3 separate regions of the Homo sapiens genome follow, and regions 1 and 3 are each linked to region 2. A link is a contact called in ENCODE Hi-C or POLR2A ChIA-PET data. All regions are on one chromosome and are shown on one strand. Each heading gives the region's core, a stretch centred on a gene start or an enhancer-like site at or near the end of the contact. The rest is flanking DNA. Distances are from core to core; before and after follow the strand shown.

Evidence for each region. Hi-C counts contacts between places; a loop is a spot of excess contacts on that map. ChIA-PET counts read pairs that join two places held with the same protein, here RNA polymerase II (POLR2A). Pooled maps may share reads with other maps.
Region 1: a map of IMR-90 shows a loop between it and region 2 (4-fold over the local background). The contact joins the enhancer-like site here to the promoter of GLIPR1 in region 2. A Hi-C loop is called at or near these places in 2 of 168 maps with a recorded cell type or tissue (IMR-90 and PC-3), 2 of 37 single-sample maps with no recorded cell type and 2 of 50 pooled maps. POLR2A ChIA-PET finds 5 or more read pairs at or near these places in 1 of 52 experiments (activated T-cell).
Region 3: a loop to region 2 is called in a map with no recorded cell type, with 12 times the contacts of the local background. The contact joins the enhancer-like site here to the promoter of GLIPR1 in region 2. A Hi-C loop is called at or near these places in 3 of 37 single-sample maps with no recorded cell type and 12 of 50 pooled maps. POLR2A ChIA-PET finds 5 or more read pairs at or near these places in 8 of 52 experiments (K562, T-cell, activated CD4-positive, alpha-beta T cell and 4 more).

Annotation. Positions count from the first base shown.
Region 1 is chr12:75,176,334-75,179,756 of GRCh38, reverse strand. The region is part of intron 2 of KCNC2 (potassium voltage-gated channel subfamily C member 2); the gene reads left to right. Among named protein-coding and RNA genes, the nearest start is that of KCNC2, 32 kb to the left of the region's middle. Within about 2 kb of position 1,581, at least 2 of the 41 ENCODE cell types and tissues checked have a DNase peak (open chromatin) inside an H3K27ac peak, as active enhancers do.
Region 2 is chr12:75,479,433-75,482,815 of GRCh38, reverse strand. GLIPR1 (GLI pathogenesis related 1) reads right to left here and starts at 2,061. Exons shown (of 6, transcript NM_006851.3): 1 at 1,762-2,061; 2 at 737-982. The coding sequence starts at 1,935.
Region 3 is chr12:75,932,140-75,935,436 of GRCh38, reverse strand. No RefSeq gene overlaps it. Among named protein-coding and RNA genes, the nearest start is that of PHLDA1-AS1, 97 kb to the left of the region's middle. Within about 2 kb of position 1,541, at least 5 of the 41 ENCODE cell types and tissues checked have a DNase peak (open chromatin) inside an H3K27ac peak, as active enhancers do.

The DNA of each region.
Region 1 (3,423 bases), core at 332-2,831, 300 kb after region 2:
TAAAAGATATAAAACTAGTTTTATATCTTTTATAGTTTTTATAAAAGATATACAAGTAGTTTTATATCTTTTATAGTTTTTATAAAAGATATAAAAGTAGTTTTATATCTTTTATAGTTTTTATAAAAGATATAAAACTATCTTTTATAAAACACATTTTTATGCCTTCATTCTATAACTTTGTTTTCATGAAAATATGGAGTCTAACATGCATAAATTAGCCAAAATACATCAGTAGGTTTCGGAAATAAAAAAACATGTTGAGTTTATTTTTCTCATATAATAAGAATTGATATCCAATCACATGAGATTTTTCAAAAGACTTTGTTCATTTCTTTTTTGTTAACTGATTTAAGGCATACTTCTTTCAGTATCTATCAAACTCACTCCTTATATATTTTTGCCAAAATGAAAAACAAAGAAAAGAAAATTGAGATTGATGAAGATGATAGTCTCTTTCCAAGGTGCAATTGATTTTCAGTTAAAAAAAATTTCGCCCTCTGAATGTTTAAAGACAAATAAAATACTGTATCATTTCCTGCAGAAAGCCTAATTTTTACTAGTGTTCTGATTCAAACTTGGATTTGAACTGTTTAATTACATAGTTTTATATGTATCAAATATTTTTGGAACATGTGGGTGAAACTTTTTTAGAATCATCAGATTTAACTTTTATTTCATTATCTTTTTTCTTTTAGTATGTTTCTGTTTTTCCTATGAACCTTGAAAGGAGATTTCCTTCTACTGTTTTGTTTGTTTGTTTGTTTGTTTTCTATAGGGAAAAAACATTCAAGCTCAAAGATAGAACAGTCATCTACTGGGTAGTTATTACCTGATTTATTAGCTCATGGGTCCCAAAACTTTTCTATGCATGATTCCCCCACCTCTTTGAACAAGGAGGGCTTAAATACTTGCACCATTACAAAATGGCAATCTTAACCCTGAACTACTTGCTCCACGCTGGCAAGCATGGATTTTTCTGTATCAAAGACAGAAGTATTTTGTGCTAATCTATGTTTTGAATGTTTTCATGTGTATTATCTCATTTCTCTTCACTGCACTCCTGCAAATTTTTAAAAATTGGGGGTGTACTTTTGTTATTGTTTTGATTTAATCCCCATTTGAGGGTTACAAGGATCTGAATAGTTGTAGTTTACACAGTTGGTAAGCTACAAATCCAGTTTCCAAATTTGGGGTTTTGACTCCAAATCTAGGGTATGTTTCAATCTACAATGAAGTCTTTGCAAAATTGTTAATAGTAAACAAAACACAATTTTAAGAAACAAACTTTACACACTGCCTTCAGCATCAATAGTGACTGATAAATGGATTTGAAGTCAATTATATTAAGAGCTTCAAAAATCATATTGCCATCTGTGTGAATCAATAAATTTGATTCACATCCAGCTTTCCAGTCTGATTCTTACCCACCTTATTTATATTATAACAGGTCTATTTTCTAATGACAGCTAGTAAATCTATGCATCAGTGCTAATTTCTTTGGTACAGTGGAATTGTATTACTAAGCACAGATGTACATGTCTTACTGTGAGTCAGACAATGACTCACTGGTTGTGATGAAAGTAGAAGAGTCTCTTGACTATTTCATTAGTATTTCATGCCAGGACATGCCTTCAGTATTTTCCTGGGTGTAAATTATAATGTGCAAGTTGAGAGGATTAACCAATATTCTCACTGGCCATTCCATATTCAAAAAGAGAGAGGCATCAATGGTAGGCCTGGCCACTCAAATTATTGGACAAGGTATTTGATGTCTCTAAATATCATCTGTTGGGTGTTAATAAGTAAAGTAAGGAAGATTGTTATTATTTTCCACTTTTCTTCTTTTTAAGAGAATCTCCAACTTTGTTGAAGTTTCCACCATTCTTTTTACACAGATGTATGTCTTAAATTATGCTCATCCCAACCCACATACAATGGTAGGCCTGATTGGTCCAAGAAAAATCCCATTTCTCTTGTAGGTAAATTGTTCAATTTAAACAATAAAATTTTAGGCCAAGAATCCATGAAAATTTTTGAAGAAATCATTCTTCTAAAGTTCTCAAGAAGAGAACTTAATTTTCTTTCTGTGTATGATATTATATCTGGATGTAATAACTAAGACTATTGTTTGACTAAGGATGAAATAAGCACAGAGTGTTAGAGAAGAACAATTGAATGAACTGGCCACTTGCTGACCTAGCTGAGCCGATAGGTTAATCAGTCTAACAGCTCCTTTATCCTCTGATTTTCATAAAATTTGAAAAAAAATCATATTTTAACCTACTTTGAGTCAGTAGTTCTTGTTTATTGTGGCTGAAAGCATCTTACCTGACACAATTCCAAAAGTTCCTTCCAATTCAGAAATTCCTAGAAAAATGTACCTTTTACTTAAACAATTTAAAACTATTGGGATTCTACACTAATTTATACAGAATTTTAGTTATATTTCCTGAACCCTGTGTTTGTTCATAAAAATAGCATTACTTTTTTCATTGTTCTTTTTGCTGAGAAGTAGAGGGAATGGATCAGATTTTATTAAATTCATTAACGTAAATCTTCCCATTAAGTTTCACTTTATTTCACTAATTATCTAGTATTTTGTTATTGCAGCCTTAGCAAACTAACACTCCCTAAAACAATTGCTTTATTTCTTCCCATTTTCCAATATACAGAGTTGAAGTACAGTGTGTGTGTGTATATATATATATATATATATATATAAAACTTGCAGCATCACTTCACTTACCAGTTTCATGTTGACACAGTCTTCTTCTTTATACATTTTAACGAGACGCAATAGTCCATTCATATATTTCTGTTTTTTACTACTATAAATTAAATTATTGAGAACGCTATTGAAATGTTGATGATAAGAGCATATTTGAAAATACACATATGCTCTCTTTTTGAGGTTTTTTTGTTGGTCAAATTCCCAGGACCTGGATTACTGTTTCAAAGGTCACAGATATTTTAATGGCCTTTAATAATAATGCTATATTCACCTCCAAAGAGATTACATAAATTACAATATCATTAGAAATGAATTATTCTATATGTTCTTAAGCTTAGGTGGCAGACATGTATTATTAACTGAAGGAGAGAAAAAATGAAGTTCAATCATAGAAGACTAGGGGTAGAGAATTTTCAGGTGGAGAGAAGAACCACAACAAAATTTCCATGCTGGGAGAGTGTCTAGTTCATTTGAGGAACTGTGAGGCCATTTGGCTGGTACAGGGTGAGCAGAGGGGAAGAGTAGTGAATTAAATCGGAAAATGTGTAGGGCACTAGATCTTACAGGGCTTGTAGTCCATTGCAAGGACTTCAACTTTTACTCTGATTTAGGTGGAAGCCATGGAAAGGTTTTGAGCAGAGGAATGGCATGATCTGGCTTCTGTTTTAAGATAGTAGCCCACACCAGGG
Region 2 (3,383 bases), core at 812-3,311:
GACAGATGCTCCCTAGAGAGTTGTTTCCATCATGCTGCAAATGTGAGGTAGGGTTAGGGAGCCAGAATCAGCTTGAGTAAAAATTAAAAAAAAAAAAAAAAACTCAATGGGTGGCTCTGAATGTGGCTATTGGGACTAATAATATGGATTCTGGGGGCAGAATACCCTCAGAATGGTTCATATAAGTTTACACGTTGGCCTCTCTGTTGGCCTGGGACTGACTTTTTCTCCCTCCTTGTGTAGCACCGTGCGTGGTGCCTAGTGCATGGCACACAGTAGGTTTTCAGTCGATGTTTGAGAGAATGAGAGGTTGTGGAAGCATCAGTTCTTATTGATGTTTCTGTCTGAGAGTCTTGTTTCTTCCAATTTTATAGTCCCAAAACAATTGGCTCAAATTTCATTTAAAACTCATGCTACAGCTGGAACCTGAAAATCCTTTCACTCATAAGGTTCTTTGATTTCTCACAAATGGAATAAAGTCCTATGGGAGAATAGCTGTTACAGGAATTGTTCAAAGCCTGTCCAAGTTGGTGGGCCTCACATATTACCTATTATGTGTTTAGTTCACACAACTAAACTTTTCAAGCATTATTTTCTGTTCTTGGAGGCTGTTCTATTTAACTCCCTTATATTTACAGGTATACTAGCATACTATACATTTTCTTAACTTCATAGTACAATTTTTCTCCTCATACTTGAAAAGACAGTTTCAAGATAATATAGGGCAGATCCTTACCTGAGTGTAGTGGCCACAGACTTTTTTGCATATCCGAGTCTTGAAGTCATAGTCCTGGATTTCGTCATACCAGTTTGTGATGGCGGAAGACACAGAAAAAATGGGCACAGACCCAGTCCAGATGTTCTCTCCCAGTGAAGTGAAGTTTGGGTGCAGCTTGTGGGGTGGCTTCAGCCGTGTATTATGTGAAAACTGGCAATTGCTGGCCCATGCTTTTGCAATTTGGGCTAGTGCTGGGTCCCAAGTCTGCAAAAATAAACATTAAACAATAGGGGGTTCATCTGAAATGTAACTGGGGTGAGTACAGTGGGAATTTGAATGGAAAACGAGGTGAGATAAGGAGAGAAGATACCACTGCATATGAGTCCTCTATAAATATGGTCTTCAAGCACTGAGTAGGGCTGGTAGGAAACGTGACAATTTAGTTTCATGGAATTTAGAATCTAAGTGAGGAAAACTGACATTTCACTGAAGGCTAATTGTGGGCAAAATAGTGTGTGCCGTGTTTCACAACATTATTCCATAACCACAACAGCCCATATCCTAAGAAGTTCAGAAAGGTTAAAAACCAGCTTAAAGCCACAGATCTGAAATTCAATCCCAAGCCTTACTGAATCAAAATCCCATCCTTTCCCCAGATGCCATTCTGCCTACCTGAGCAACTCAGTACTTTGTCAGCAGCAAAAAAAGTAAATTTAGAGACAAAAAAAAAAAAAAAAAAAGAAAACCAAATCACAAAAATTAACAGGGAGGAAGATAACAAAAAGAGAAGTAAAATCCACTGAAAACCAGAAAACAGGAAGTGTCCAAAGAGAAGTAAAATGTGCTGTGGCACTTGCTTATAACAACAGTTGGGTAGACAGAGCTAAACTGGATGTGTTTTGATCACAGACTGTGAATTTACTGCATACATTAATCACAATGAAAAAAAAATCATTCAGTATTACGAAGGTATTAACACCAAAGTCAATACACATTAGTTGTTTCTGACTGACTGACGCCACAATTAATGATATTTTCCTTACCATGTATAGCATATCACTGGCTGTTGGTTTCACCTCTGATCGGAACTTGTTATGGATTCGAACGCAGTCTTTGATGAAATCTTCATTTTCGATATCTGGCAAAATATTTGCTGTGTGTGAATAATTGGAGACAAAAGAAACCATCCAGGCTATTGTAGCAAGTGTGACACGCATGCTTTGTCTGGCATGGAGCCTTGGGAGGCTGCAGTCCAGAGCCGCCGCAGTTTCTGAGAGTGTGATTGCCTGAGTGCTCAGCCCACAGCTTTGCAAACCTAGCCGACTTCAGCTTTGAGAAAACAGAACAGAGCATGAGTTCATCACTAGTTTTAAGAAACGGGTTTCTCCATATATGGTGTGCAGCTCACTTTGTGTTCTTAACCCTGTCTTTTCAGTGGTTTTCAGTGACACAGCACCTATTACGACATAGATTTTTATGAGGCTGTGTCAGACTTCCTTTTGAATTGGGAGATATTTCCAAAGAAAATTCTGAAGTCTCCAGGAATAATAGTCTCCAATTTTTAATGGAGGTTGCGGTGATAAAATGAAAATATCTCTTACTTCTATAAATGCCTCGCAAAATGCTTTCAGAAATCTTTTTCTTTTTAGAGTCATATCAACACATAGTGGTTGGAATATCTGGTTAACATCATAAACTTGACCTAGAATTCATTCACGATGGTAGAAACATGTAAGCGTGTATGTGTGTGTGTGTGTGTGTGTGTGAGAGAGAGAGAGGGAGAGAAAGAGAGAGAGAGAGAAAGAGAGAGAGGGATTGAGAGGGAGAATAGTAGAAAGAATACAGGACTCAAGTTGAGAATTTAGTTTCTGTTTCTAACTAGCTGTAAGACCTTGGACAGGATACAAAACTCTCTAAACCTCAGCCACCTATTGAATGAGACTATGGGACCTTTTCTGCTTCCTTAATTACAGAGGTTTGGCAGGATCAAATGAACTAGCTAATATTAAATTCCTGCCTTGTATATTCACCTTAGTAATACAGAAATAAAAACACAGTCACTGGCCCCAAGGAGCTTACAGTGGTAAGAGCTGTGAGATGGTGATGACAAGGATGTTACAACAGGGGCTGTTGGAGATCTGGATATAGGAAAGCACAGGTAGATATGGACACACAAGAGAGCATACTTAACCCATTCTGGAAACGGCAGAGCCGGCCTACATACAGCAGGTGAGGTCTTTGCTGAGGCTAGAATCAGCTAGGTGTTGATCAAGTGAAAAAGCGCTGGAGAGGAGAAGGGAATTAGAGGGATAGGAACTATATATCTAGTTGTGAAATTGAAGACATGGTGTTATGGCAAGAATAGAGCAAGAACCTCTCCATATTGTCTCCCTCTGTAAATATGGTCTGTAAATAAGTAGTGATTCTGACTGGTAGAAAACTTGATACCTGGTGTCATGGAATTCAGAATCCAAATGATGCTTTCATGCCACTTGGGGGAGAGAAGTTAAGAGTCAGATCAGGAAGGATTTCTCAATTCTGCTAATGATTTTTTATTTTATCACCAAAGTCATGGGAAGTTATTGGAGGATTTTAGCTGTAGGTGGGGTTTAGACCTGGTTTTAGAAAACACGTGTATTTTAGAAAATTAAGAGAGATGGAAAAT
Region 3 (3,297 bases), core at 292-2,791, 450 kb before region 2:
TCAGCAATATTTCTACCCTGATCTATGTTATTTTTATTTTATTTTAATTTTTTTTTTATTTGAGACAGAGTCTCACTCTATTGCGCAGGCTGGAGTGCAGTGGCACGATCTCGGCTCACTGCAACCTCCTCCTCCCAGGTTCAAGCAATACTCCTGCCTCAGCCCCCCGGTAGCTGGGATTACAGGCATGCACCACCATGCCTCGCTAATTTTTGTATTTTTAGTAGAGATGGGGTTTCACTATGTTGGCCAGACTGGGGTCGAACTTCTGACCTCAGGCGATCCACCTGCCTTGGCCTCCCAAAGTGCTGGGATTACAGGCATGAGCCACCATGCCTGGCCAATCTATGTTATTTTTAAAAGAAGAAGAGAAATAGATCAAGGAAGAGGAGAAAGACCTGGTTCCATAGATCTGACTCTGCAGTTTGTGTGCTGTGTAATAGAGAAAAGTTAGTGTCAATTTGGACATGGGCCAAATGACCTTTTGAGTCTCTTGTAGCACAAATGACCTGGAATCCTGTTTTCTTTATGATTATGAAGCTGGGCATAGGTATTCTGATGGGCACAGCCAAGATATTTAAGCCAACATTTGCTGAGAAACAGTGAAACTCATTTTCAGACATTTTTCCCCCATGACTGAGAAGTGTTAGGTTTTTGTCCAGCAGCAGTAGCTGTTGATTGCTGTTTTCCTGAGAGAGGGAGGCTTTTTTTTTTTTTTTTTTTTTTTAACATTCTGACACCTTTTTTTTCCCCTCCGTATCAGTACTGCTCACTAACCACATCATATGGTGATAAGAACTGAAATTACTCATTGACATTATCGTGGGGCTATTTCGAAAACATTATCTCATTTCATTTCCTAGAATATCATCAAGTCTCCACAATACCAGTTCCTTAAAGGAGAATGTTTTTGTTCCAACTGAAACCAAAATATTTTAGTGAATTTTGTCTTCAGTATTACTTCCTTCCTATTCTAATACTGTGGTCAAAAGTATAACTTTTGGCAAACTCTTTGCCATAGCGGAATCTGACTTAGTTTGCTGAATTTGAAGTTAGCTGTTTTCAGTAATTTCTTTTCTTTTTTTTTTTTTTTTTTTTTTTTTTTGAGATGGAGTCTTGCTCAGCCCCCCAGGCTGGAGTGCAGTGGTGTGATCTCGGCTCACTGCAGCTACCATCTCCTGGGTTCAAGTGATTCTCCTGTCTCAGCCTCCTGAGTAGCTGGGATTACAGGCACCCATCATCATGCTCGGCTAATTTTTGTATTTTAATAGAGATGGGGTTACTCCATGTTGGCCAAGCTGGTCTTGCACTCCTGACCTCAGGTGATCTGCCCCCCTCGGCCTCCCAAAATGCTGGGATTACAGGCTTGAGCCACCGCATGCAGCCTGTTTTCAGTGATTTGTCTTTACTCTTTATGTAGATTATCTGCATTGCAGATTACTTATTGTAATTTTCAAATCCTGGGCTGAATTTCTTTCATCATTTCCTGTGGATTTGTCATCTCTTTCCTCATCCTCACCCTCTATTCAGGCACCATGTAACCAGGCAGTTAGACAAAGCATTGTTTCATAGCTGAATCCATCACATATTTTTTTTATATATATTCCCAAAGGTATACAAATAGTTTTCATATTGTTTGAGAGTTTGATTTGTTTCCACTAACATAGAAAAATAGTTGTTTAATAATTAGACACTCCTTTTGTTTGATCTTGACTCCTTTTTCATGAGACCAGATGAAGTATTCATTAATGTTCCTATGAAATAATTATTTTGAAAACTTTTAACCAGTTCCAGTTTTTTTTTTTTTCACTTTTCTGATGTATTGATCATTCATGCATTCACTGACCATTTACACCATTTTTATATTGCTCTCTAAACTGCTATATTCAAAGCTAATTGTAGGCAACATCCTTAAATACAGTTAAAGCAATAATAGTTCAGGGGGACGAGTGTTAGCAGCATTTTAGGATATTCAGAGAAAGAGGTACAGTAAGACATCTTAGAGCTTCTGGGAGGCCAAGGGGCTTGCTGGCTAATGTTTCAACCATCAGAACTTGTTTGAGCAACAGTCTTGGCCCTACTACATGAGTCATAAACACCAGGATAGGCGATGCCTTCAGCCAGATGCAATGGAAAAGAGTTTGTTAACATGGAAAATATGGGATGGCTATACCACATACGTCAGTAGGACTCCCAGAACTGAGTCTTTTAGACCCGTTAATTACTTTTTGAGTGAATTAATGTATATGAGCAAACACATTTAGGGTGTTGCTAGCCTTATTAGCCAATAAGCACAATTCCTTGCCAGACAGTTTAAGACTGAGACCAGCTAGTTAATGAATTTACTGAAAGGCTCATTTATAAGGCTGCTTCACAGAGAATTTAGCAATAAACAATTCTGCCAACTCTTGATCTTTCAGCTATAGCCTTTCTTCCTGTATTTCTTTGGAATAACACATAATTAACATACAGCGATCAAGTTTTTGCTTGTCATTTAATATAGCACATTTTTTCTTTTGTTTTTTAGTATCTTTGCATATCAAGCAATGCTTTTAAAACTTATGCAAGCGTTGTATTTTGGACTCTATTTCTTTATAATTTTTTGTATCATCCTGCTGGGTAGATAGTGTGGGAAGAAATGCAGAGATTTTTATTGAATACTGCCTTGTTTTTAGGTGGTGTTTAATATTTAGATATGTTGGGTCTGCTAATTTAGGAGGAAAAAGTATTCTTTGGATTTTTCTTTTGCATAGCTTATTTTAGTTGCCAATCTTTTCTGGGTCTGAAGGGTCAAAAATGGCTGATAAAAATAGGTAAATAGCAATGAATGTGGTTGTAGGAAAATAGGAACTGATGGTGCTATGAAAGTGTTAATCTCCCATCATCAGTCTATATTCCTGGTTTTAGTGTCACAGGAATTTGACAGCCTCCTGAACTTTAGCCACCTCTCAGAAAATCCTGCTTCTCTTTTGAACAATGACTCCAGGGCTGGAAGATGGGTGAGGCATCCACTTAGTGTGTCAACAATGTAGAAAGGACCATGGTGAGAAGCTGACTAGAAGCCCACAGTGCTAGTTAAAGAGAAGAGGACTTTGAAAAGAAGTGAGAATAAGTGTGAACAGTTGACTCCAAGTAGGAAATTAGTGGAGGATGAACTAAATTAGAGTTCGGGATAAGCAAAGAACAAAGGTATATTCTATGGCCAGGATCCAGGCTGGTTGTGTAGTGAGTGAGGCAGTTTTATGTATTGAGTGTGCATTCACAGAATGTAGGGGTGCGTGTGTGTGTGTGTGTGTG